Linked DNA regions of Mus musculus: region 1 is linked to region 2. A link is a contact called in ENCODE Hi-C data. All regions are on one chromosome and are shown on one strand. Each heading gives the region's core, a stretch centred on a gene start or an enhancer-like site at or near the end of the contact. The rest is flanking DNA. Distances are from core to core; before and after follow the strand shown.

Region 1 (5,301 bases), core at 687-3,186, 33 kb after region 2:
ACATTGTAAAGCCGCCATCGTCATCCATCTTCAGAGATGTTTCATATTCTCAAACTCTATACCTACTAAAAATGAATTCCCCAGTAATCTAATCTATAATCAATTTCAGTCTCTCTGTTGACTACGGTAGGTAATTCATATAGTTGGAGCTGTGTGCTATTTGTTCCTTTCTGCTTACCTTGTTTCTCTTAAAAATATCTCCAATATTCATACATGTTATAGCATGTTCCCGAATTCCATTCTTTTAAAAGCCTGTATCATGTTCCATTATATGTGTAGGCTGTTGCATATTTTGTCTAGCCATTCCTCTGTCATTGGACTTGTAGATTTTCTACTTTTAGCCGCTGTGGATACCGTTGCTATAAAAATGGTGTGTTATTGTCGTCTCTTAGATGGGGTGTGATGCACCTGGCTTGGTACAGTGCTTGCCTGGGGTATCATGCCCCGGGCTTGGTCCTCCAGCACTATAAACTGAACGTGTTGATGCAGGCCTGTAATCCCAGGTGAAGGTGAAGTTGGAGGCAAGAAGACCAGAAGTTCAAACTCATCTTCCACTACAGAGTGAATTGAGACTAGCTTGGGCTATAAGGAGACCCTGTTTCTACACAAACAAATCTCCAACATTCTAATCTTACTATTATTAGCTATTTCTATCCCAATATCCAGGAACACACTGGGCGGTGGTAAATAATAAATACTTTACACTTGACCTGATTTTTATTTTACCTACTGACTTAGAATAGATGTATGAATTGCTTTACTGCTCCAAATGTCAGTGAGAGAACCACCCTCAACAGGATAGACAATTCTTTTGTCTTTCAAGTGGCTACAGTCCTAGATCATCATCTTTCACGATCAGTGCACTGAGTCCTTCTTCTATATATTTGTTTTTTTCATGCTAGGCATTGAACCTGGGCTCCGACACATGCTAAGCAAGTACTTGACTTCGGGCTTACATCCCCATCCCTACTCTTGTGTATATTTGAAATTTACAAAATAAAATGTTTATTCAAATAATTAAAAACTCAGGCCTGGACACTAATCATGTGACTGAAGGGACCACCCACAAACGTATGCACCCATCTGGGTTTTTTGTTTTTTTTTTTTTTTGTTTTGTTTTTTTTTTTGTTGTTGTTTTTTTTGCATCAAGTTGCTAATTGGGGGTCAACTGCTAACTGTTATGGATTTCATTTTTTTTAGTTATATAATTGTATTCATGATAACCAATGTTTAAGGCCATCTTTTATGCCTATGATATATAAACACATTATCTGACAGATCATTTTTAGAGTCATTTTAGCTTAAGCTTATTTATGAGCATACAAGATAACATTTAAATAGCATTTAAATACCTCCTGTAATGGCATTGCACATTCCCTCAGTGTTACTGAAACCGGTTGCAATTTCTCCTTCCAGATACATAAAGTACTAGAAAAGTAGCCAAAAAAGAGACATGGACTCAACATGGTGCCAAAAATAATAATAGCGCTTGAAATGTTAAACAGTTTCTCAGAGCCCTCCTTGTTCCCCTCCTCCTGCTTCTCCTTGGAGACAAGACTCCCGGCTGGCTTCCTGGTCACATGGTGGGCCATCCTCCTGAGTCAGTAGTGGCAGCTGTTTGAGACGGATATGTGGGGTTCATTGGAACAGGGATGGATGGTGGAATGGAAAGAATGGAGTCTCACCTCAGATCCAAAGCAGGAGAAAGAGAAGTGCTGAGTTAAGGCTGTGAGAGAAAGCTCATTTCTCTTCATGTCTCTGCACAGCTGAGTAAGATGTTCTTGACTGAATGTCTAGTTGGCCTATTTTCTTCATTTTCTTGGTGGCAGATGACAGTCGTCCTGGGGTCTGACACTGTGACTCTCTAAACACAAGGCATGTCCTGTTATGCAGAGTTAAAAGTCAGGAAGGAGGTGTGAACAAGTCGATCACTTCTTCATTAGCACTTTGGGAAGTTCATCAAGACACTTGGTTCCAAGCCAGCTCCCTAAGACAGCTCATAAGGTTAGGGAAAGCTGGCACAGGGACGCCAGTACAACCCTGGAGGAAAAGCCTCCCTAGTCCAGCCAGTGCAACCTCAAACAGCACTGCCCACTTTATCAGTGCTTTCTTTCTTCTCAGAAATATTCTTGATGTTAAGTCCATGTGAGGTCTGTGCTATGCCCAATCAACACTAACACTTATTTTTTGAAATACTAATTTAGAGGAAAGATATAAGATAATGTGCATGTAGCTTGCATCAAATATTCTGCTAAAAAAATAAGCATTATTTCTTATTTATGGTTTTATTCTAGCCAGGAGCACGGCAAACTTCATTGTAAAGAACATATTCATCTATTCAGAAAATGGTGATTTAGTATGTCTTAGTTTCTTTTTCTGTTGCTGTGATAAAACACCCCAGCAAAAGGAATTCAAGAGAAAGGGTTTTTTTTATTTCAACCATCCAGTTTACATTTACAGTGCATCACTGGAAAATCAAGGGAAATCAAAACAGTGGGAGCTTGTGGCAGCTGATCACATCCTAAGTCAGGAAGTGAAGGTGGACAAATGCCTGTGCTCAGGCTAGCCTTCCTCACTGTGTACAGTCCAGGATCCAAACCCAGAGAACAGTGCCACTCACTCAATTCACATAAACAACAATCAACATAGGATCCCTCACAGGTGAGCCTGGAGGCACGAGGGTGATGTTAGATCCCATGAGATTAACAATCCACAGTAGCTATCACAGGCACTGATTTTGGCCAATAGGGATGCAGCCAGCTACAAACAAGACCAGCTTCTGTTCTCAACAAGTGCTAGAGGATAGAAGATATACAACAGTTTGTCAGACTGAGAAATTCCACCTAATTACTAAAGTAAAGCCAGTTTATGGGGACTGGTAGTGATGCTGGGGGGAGGGGGACCTGAGTAACCACAGAGAGCTTCCAGGATAGGCAGGAGACAAGATGGGGGTCTATGGAGAGGCAGGGTGGGAGGTTGGGGGTGGGGCAGGATGGGGCAGGGGTGGGATAACTCCAGACAGAGGGAGCAGGAGTGGAGGAACTCCTGGAAGTACAACACTGGGCTGCACAGCCACACGCACCATGGCCTTCCTTAACATTTCCATTTTCAGGCCATCCAGTACTCCACCGACAATGGGCACAGGGCACAGGGCAAGCAGGGTCTTGATGAGAGAACAAATCCACTGGTGTAAAAGTGTTGAAATGCTAGGTTAGCCAGCCCTGTATCATCACTATTAGATGCCACAGATTTTACCAAAGGAGCCACCTTAGCTTTGGGAAGGAGGTCTTGAACTCCGTGCATTCAAACGCAGGTCTCTAAAGCCCTGCTTATGAGCTGTGATGGCATCTGTCCCACCAGTGACCTGGTTTGTTTCCTTGAAGAGTTCCTTTAGATGTCTATGACGTTGTTCTTCTAGGAAACAGGAAGAGAGTTTGAGACCAGCATACAACTGAACCCAGAACTTTAATGTGCTTCCTGTGCCCAAGGGATGTTTCTACTGTCAGCCTCAGGAGCTATTATTCTGGATTTCCGTTCTGGTCCCAAGAGAGTGTGCTGCCCCACCCTTATCCCCAGCCCTGCCTACACATTGGAGTGATAAGAGTTTAAATTACCTAGACAGTGCCATCTAGTTCTCAACCTAGGACTCTGAGTTCTAGGTTTACGAAGACATAAAACTTCAAGCCCTTAATCTAAATTGAATCACAGCTCTGTGATAGCTAGGACAGGTGTGACTTCCCTGCAATACTCAGCCTGTACTGCCTTCTGGGTGGACACCTCTTGCAAATCAAGGTCATTGCCTCACCTCAGCCACCTGCTGCTCACACCTCTCCATCCTAGGGTAGGACTGTGAAACTCCTTATCAGTCCAAAATCCTTATAAATGGTGCTCAGATGAGAGAGCTTCACTCAGGCATATCCCCTCCAACCGAGACAGAATGGAGAGAGCAGTGACCAAGAAAGTGTCTTCATTCATGCTGATTGGTTAGTGACTGCAATCATTGGGCAAGGTATTTTGGTAAATCATGCAAAATTCCTTAAGTGTATGTAAGTTCAATTTTTACTTCCACTATCATGATAGGCTTGACCTGGAATGGTTGGCAGGGAGGTTATAAACTTAAACTCCTGTGAATGGGAAGTTCTTCAGCCTGGTTTTCACAAACTTTTCTCATATTACAGGCAGGGAACAGAAGATGAGTTGAAGAATCTATTCAGTTCTGTTGACTCAGGTTGACACACTCTGCTGCCAACCCCAGACCCTGTGATTACTCTTATTGGGTTGTTAGTACCACACAATCTATATTTCCCATCAAACATGCTCTCCCGAGAGTCCTCTGGGGACAGATTGAGTCCAGCCAGCATGTCAATAAATAGCATAACGGAATTAACTGACATTTCATTTATCCTTCAATGTTTTTATTTTTTTTCCTCCCAGACATTAGTTCAAAGGATCATAATGTCATAGAGCATCCATCAAAGGGGATAAAAAAAAAAATGAGACAGAACTTATTCTATCTCACACTTTTCAGGCTTATGCAGGGATCCCTGGAGTAAAGCTGGCCATCTCAGAAGTGCTTCTCAGTCTGTCAGTCTACATCTGCAGGCTCAATCTTCTTCTTTTTTTTTTTTAAAAAATGCTTGCTATTAGGAAATATTCTCTAGTGAGCTTATGTGCGCATACCTTGCAAACAAGGAACACGGCTGAGCAGACCTCACCAAAACACTGATTCTTTCCTACAGAGATAGTGGGAAACAAAAATCACAGCAACAACAAGGAAAATAATAAAAAGTATTTAGAGATGATTTCCACCAATTGGGGGCTCCCTGTCTTGTTCACAGGAGCCACAACATTTACATCGGCGTGATCATGATATACAGAGAGACAGTCATGTTAATAGAGAGCCATGCTTGGGTTAGTTTGATATTATGGACATTCCAGAAACAGCAGGGACTTGAAACTTCCTATCATACCATAGGTGGGAGCCTCCCTCCGTGCTTTCATGCAAGAGATTCACAAAATTAATTCTAAATAAACCAAAGCAAATCACAGGCCAGTGTCCAGCACATCAACCATAATGCTGAACACCCCTGTTGTGGACAGCAAAGAGCTGAATGTCAGAAGAAACAGCCGCTATTTCTTTATTTCCCTCTTCATTTCAGCCTGTTCCTTATTCTTTGAAAGGTAACAATGGCTTTTATAATTGCCATGCCCAGCTGAACTGTGGCTCTGGCAAGAATGAAACTGGCTATGTCTACTTGTTCTTTCTCACAACCTTGTCCTGATGACAGAGGGAGAGGCAAC
Region 2 (4,882 bases), core at 686-3,185:
CCTTTCTTTGTAAGCAATCCTATACACCACACATCAAGATTACTGTGTGGAGTGGATGGAGTTAGGGATTCTTATGGAAGAGTAGGGGAAAGGACTGAGGTCCCGAAGGGGTTAGGAACTCCACAGGAAGACCAAGAGAGTCAACTAGCCTGGATCCTTGAGGCTCTCAAGAGACTGAACCATCAGCCAGAGAACACACACAGGCTGGACCTAGGCCTCCCTACACATATGGAACAGATGTGCAACTTGGTCTTCACATGGGTCCCAAACAACTGGAGAGGGGGTTATCCCAAAAAGTGTTTCCAGTCTGTGGGCTATATTCTTCTAGCTGGACTGCCTTGTCTGGCCTCAGTGGGAGAGGACGTGCCTAGCTCTGCAGTCTTGATGTGCCAGGGTAGGGAAAAAAACCAGGGGAGCCCACCCACTCAGAGAAGGAGAGGGGCGAAGTGTTGTAGGAGGAGGTGACCGGAAGTGGGGGGGCAGTGAGCGGAATGTAACGTGAATTAAAAAACCATGATTACTGTGTGGGCAATTCTAAAACTTTCCTGGTGGCTGACTTAAAAATTATCTAATTGCATGAGAGAATCCTAAGAACAATCCTTTAAGGTAGCACCGAAGAAGAAAATACCTAGGAAAGGGAAAACACAGCCTGGAGAACAAGAACTGTAGCAATTCAGATCCTTGCCCATCTATAGGAAGCCACGACAGAACAAATGCTTCCTCAGCCCTTAGGTTTCCGCAAGCCAATAACATCACAGGAGCTGTGAGTCTCCAACTACTGTCTCCTTTCATGACATATAACTAAGACTTCTAGTCAAAAAAAAAAAAAATCACACCATTGTTACGATTTTTCAGTAAATACTACATAATAATCAAAAAATAATTTTTAAAAAAAGTATGAGTAGGATGTACCAAGGTATTCCCAAGCTCTGCTGAGTAGGAAGGAAGTCAGTGAGAGCTTACTGGGGCTTTCTTGAGTGGCTTGAGGATCACCAGGATGACAAGCAGGCCCTCCTTTTAACATAAAAAACATGTCTGGCCTGCTCAGGTCGTGAGATGCACTTACAACACAAGGAATGCTCCTTCACCAGGAAGTCATATCTGAACACACCATCAGAAAGTCGATATTTGAGATTCCCGGGGGTCCGACCCTCTCCCGCTCTAGGGGGCGTCCCGGAGTACTGAGTGCTCCCAGCGCTAGCAGCTCACCCAAGCTCTTCCAACTCCTAAGTCTCCCCCTCAGCAGTGGCGGCTGCCAGGGCAGTCCCGACGCCCAGACACTGCTGAGTCTTCCAAAACAAGCACGCACGTCGCAGGCCACCTGCAAACAGGACCTGCGGGAGGCCTAAGACTTTCTGTGAGACGGGGCTGGTTGACTCAGTCACCGGACACCTGCAGCTTCCCCACAGAAAGCAGCAAACAGCCCTTCTTCCTGCGATGCCCCGGCGCCCGGGTGCGCTCAGGTGCATCTAGGGGGAAGGGTGGCCGTCGCAGCCCGAGGGGCGCCCCCTAACCCCGACGTCCCAGGCCCCGCTCCAGCGGAGTCCCGCCACCTCCCCAACTTCCAGCCACGGCGTGGCGGGCCCGCGGGGCAGTCGAGGGCTCCACGTGCGCGCCCGGGCCACTCACCCGGGCGCCGGCGGCGCTCCGCTTCCTCCGCAGCGTGAGCCCGCTCCGCAGCAGCGCAGGCAGGTCCCTGAGGCGCGGCCGCAGAGACGCGGCGGGCGGCTCGCGCTCCGGCTCCCGGGCGCTCGGGCTGCGGCGCAGAGGGCCATCGGCCGGGGCCGCCGAGGCCAGGGCCGGACTCTCGCAAGGCGGCTGCATCTTGACAGAGCCCACCGCCATCCTGATGCCCTGACGGTTGCGGCGGCGCCCGCGGCTGCTCTCCTCCGCGCTCGCCTCCGCGCCTTCGCCAGGCAGCGAGAGGGCGCGACTGCGGCTCAGGCGCGGGACGCGCTGCCAGCCGCTGCCCATTGGCGCGCGCCCGGCTGGGAGCCTCGGCCCCGCGCACCGCCCCGGCCCCGCCCAGGTGCTCCCCGCCCCGCCCCGCCGCTCACCTCCGGACGGCTGAGACACTCCCACCGCCCGCGGAAGGGGCCCTGGAGCGGCGAGTGCTCTGAGCCTGCATAGGTGCGCCATTCCCAAAAACCTCCTCCCGGACCCATTCCCCCGAGTCTAAAAAGTCCCTTTGCTCCAGCCAGGAGTGGCCTGGACTGCGACCCAGAAGGCTCAGAGGTCTTCCTCCCTCCGGCGCTTAGCCTAGCCCCACAGCACAGTCGGTATCCTAGAAAATGTTCAGAATTGGTTTCTTGGGACAACATTGCCCACTCAGTGGTCGGTAGGCGCGCTCCTCATAAAAGGGGGAGCGGAGAAAACTAGTTGGGTTTGATGGGTGCTTAGTAAAATAGGTGCAAGTCTGGTGGCCCGAAGATGAATCTCTGTTGACATGTTGGAACCTGACCTCCCTGGAAGCCTTCTGTGTCTGGTGAATGTGCTTGGTAAACTGTAAAGGCTTAGCGCAGCATGAATCACTGCTTATACAATTCCAGGAGGTAGGAATTGTGGAGTGCTCAGTGGAAACCATTCCAGGAAGGCCTTCAACTCCAAGGGGTTGTGAATCTTCAACAAGGCCTTTAACCCCTCAGCACTAGGACGCTGAGACCCACTCTTTACCTATGACCGCCAAAGATCTGAAAAACCTTTAAAATGACAAGTAAGGATCCTTGACAAGGTTACTATCTCACACAGCAGATGTTTGGCCAAGTGCACACGGGAAATGTGGCCGAGTAGGGAGAGTGGAGATCTTGCCCTTAAGAAAAGGGAAATTCAGCCTGATGTAGATAAATACTAAGAGGAAATCAGGTAGTCCCTAAACTCTTGCTAATTATCAAGTGAATGTAAATACTAAAACCTCCTGGGAAGAGCAACCTAAGCCAGGCCAAGAAATTTACACAATGTCTTAAAGCTTAGAGCCCTTCAAGGAGATTTGAAATTGTGATTTCAAACTCTTAGGTGGCTCACATAGGGCCAGAGGGAGCCTTTGGACCTGGAGGCTATGTCCTGTTAGAGAAGGGTGATGTCATAATGAAGAAGTCGGGGGAAATAGAATTTGTGTTGTCCGCTTACTGCAGAAGACTTACATTTTGTCCCCTTAACCTATGTACATTTATTGAGAAGGAGTCAGTAATGAGCTCTATAGTCTGTTATGGTTTCCAAATGTCTGTGATGCAGATTTATCCAAGAATGAAACTCTACATCTGTATCTCTAACATCAGTCTCTTGATTTTTAGGTTAAAATGTGCCAGCTAAGGGGTTGGTACTTGGTTCCAAGGAGTTCCCAGGACACTCCTAGTTAACATTCTGATCTGTGGGGCCTTCTGCCAGTCATATCATCCCTGAGAAGTAACATTTGAATTATCTATGACTTCACTCCGCTACAGAAGAGATCGCATATGTTCTGTCTCCTAGTTGACATTCTCGGTCTTCACACATGTTCAAGCAGCTTTTTTTCCTTTGGCTTTTTGTTTGTTTTTGTTTTTGTTTTTGTTTTTGTTTTTTTTTTTTTTTTTGAGTCTCCTGTAGCCCAGGCCGACCTGAGCACCGTATGTAGCCGAGGATCACGTTGAACTTTTGGCACCCCTTCTTTGTCTTCCAAGTGCTAGGATTACAGGCTTGCACTGTAATCCTAGATTCACAGATTCACAGATTCACAGTTTTCAATATAAGATTTAGGAGTTTGAAACTTACACCATAGAGTCTATAGAATCGGCCATGCCATGTATCTAAGGCACAACATCAATAAGGACTTTTGAAAAGTCTATTTAGGTTAAAGTAATAAATAATAAAGGCCACACATACTTAGCATAAAAGTAAGCAGGTGGGAACCAGGAAGGTAGTTTGTCTGCTAAGGTGATTGATTGCCTTGCAAGTCCAAGGACCCAAGTTAGATCCTAAGAAACTATGTTCAAAACCAACCAAACAAACAAGCAAACAAGAATAAGGAAGCAGGGCATAATTAGTGTCACCTCTTTTGATCCCAGGGCTGGAGAGGTAAAGACAGGTAGACCCCTGGGGAATTGATGGCCAGCTAGCCTTATCTAAAGGGGTAAGCTCAGGCAAGTAGGAGACTCTATATTTAAAAACAACAACAACAACAAAAAAAAAAATCCAAGTATGAAAAGAACCTGAGAACTGGCAGCCAGGGTTGGCCTCCACATGCATGCACACACATAAGGATATTCACCTACACACGTGCATTTGCACACACACACACACACACACACGATATATCAGAAAGAGCAGGAATCTGTTAGTAGAAAATTCACACCACTCCTTTCAGACAAGCCCACCCCAGCACCCTCTCCTTGCCTTTTGCCCGGAGTACCACCCTTCTGTAATGCTATGCTACAGCGCTTGCATCCTGAAAGGAATATTCTAGGGATTTTTTTTTCCAGCCTTTTGAAACTTGTGGCTGCTGAGCACTTGAAATGTGGCAAGTGTGACTGAAGAACTAGGTTTTTAACTTTATTTAATTTAAATTATATAAATTTAGACAGCAGCATATGGCCACTGGCTATCCAATATGGCACATCCTAGAGATTTCTCTCGCCCAGACCATTCCATTTCTTACATTCAAATGTCACCATTTCAAGGAAGCATTTTATGACCGTGTGATATAAAACCACAGCCCTTCCCAAGCCTTTCACAGAGCTTGTTGCCTTCCAACATTCTACATAATCATTCTATATACTGTACAGACTTAGTCTCTTGCTGCCTCTCTGAAACTAGAAATACACCCTGTGAGAGCAGATTTTTTTTCTTTTGTTTAGTATTTTAGCAGTCGACCACAGTCATTGAATAAGTGAATGCTTTCATGTATGCA

The links. A loop is a pair of places that touch in the nucleus more often than their neighbours do.
Region 1: a loop to region 2 is called in a map of left cerebral cortex, with 4 times the contacts of the local background. The contact joins the enhancer-like site here to the promoter of Rapgef5 in region 2. A Hi-C loop is called at or near these places in 5 of 37 maps with a recorded cell type or tissue (heart and left cerebral cortex).

The regions. Positions count from the first base shown.
Region 1 is chr12:117,497,612-117,502,912 of GRCm38, reverse strand. It overlaps Gm31482 (a long non-coding RNA gene), which reads right to left. Exons shown (of 3, transcript XR_382010.2): 2 at 1,686-1,882. Among named protein-coding and RNA genes, the nearest start is that of Rapgef5, 34 kb to the left of the region's middle. Within about 2 kb of position 1,936, at least 1 of the 3 ENCODE cell types and tissues checked has a DNase peak (open chromatin) inside an H3K27ac peak, as active enhancers do; it is left cerebral cortex, where a contact is called at or near this core.
Region 2 is chr12:117,530,981-117,535,862 of GRCm38, reverse strand. It overlaps Rapgef5 (Rap guanine nucleotide exchange factor (GEF) 5), which reads right to left and starts at 1,935. Exons shown (of 26, transcript NM_001373989.1): 1 at 1,630-1,935. The coding sequence starts at 1,845.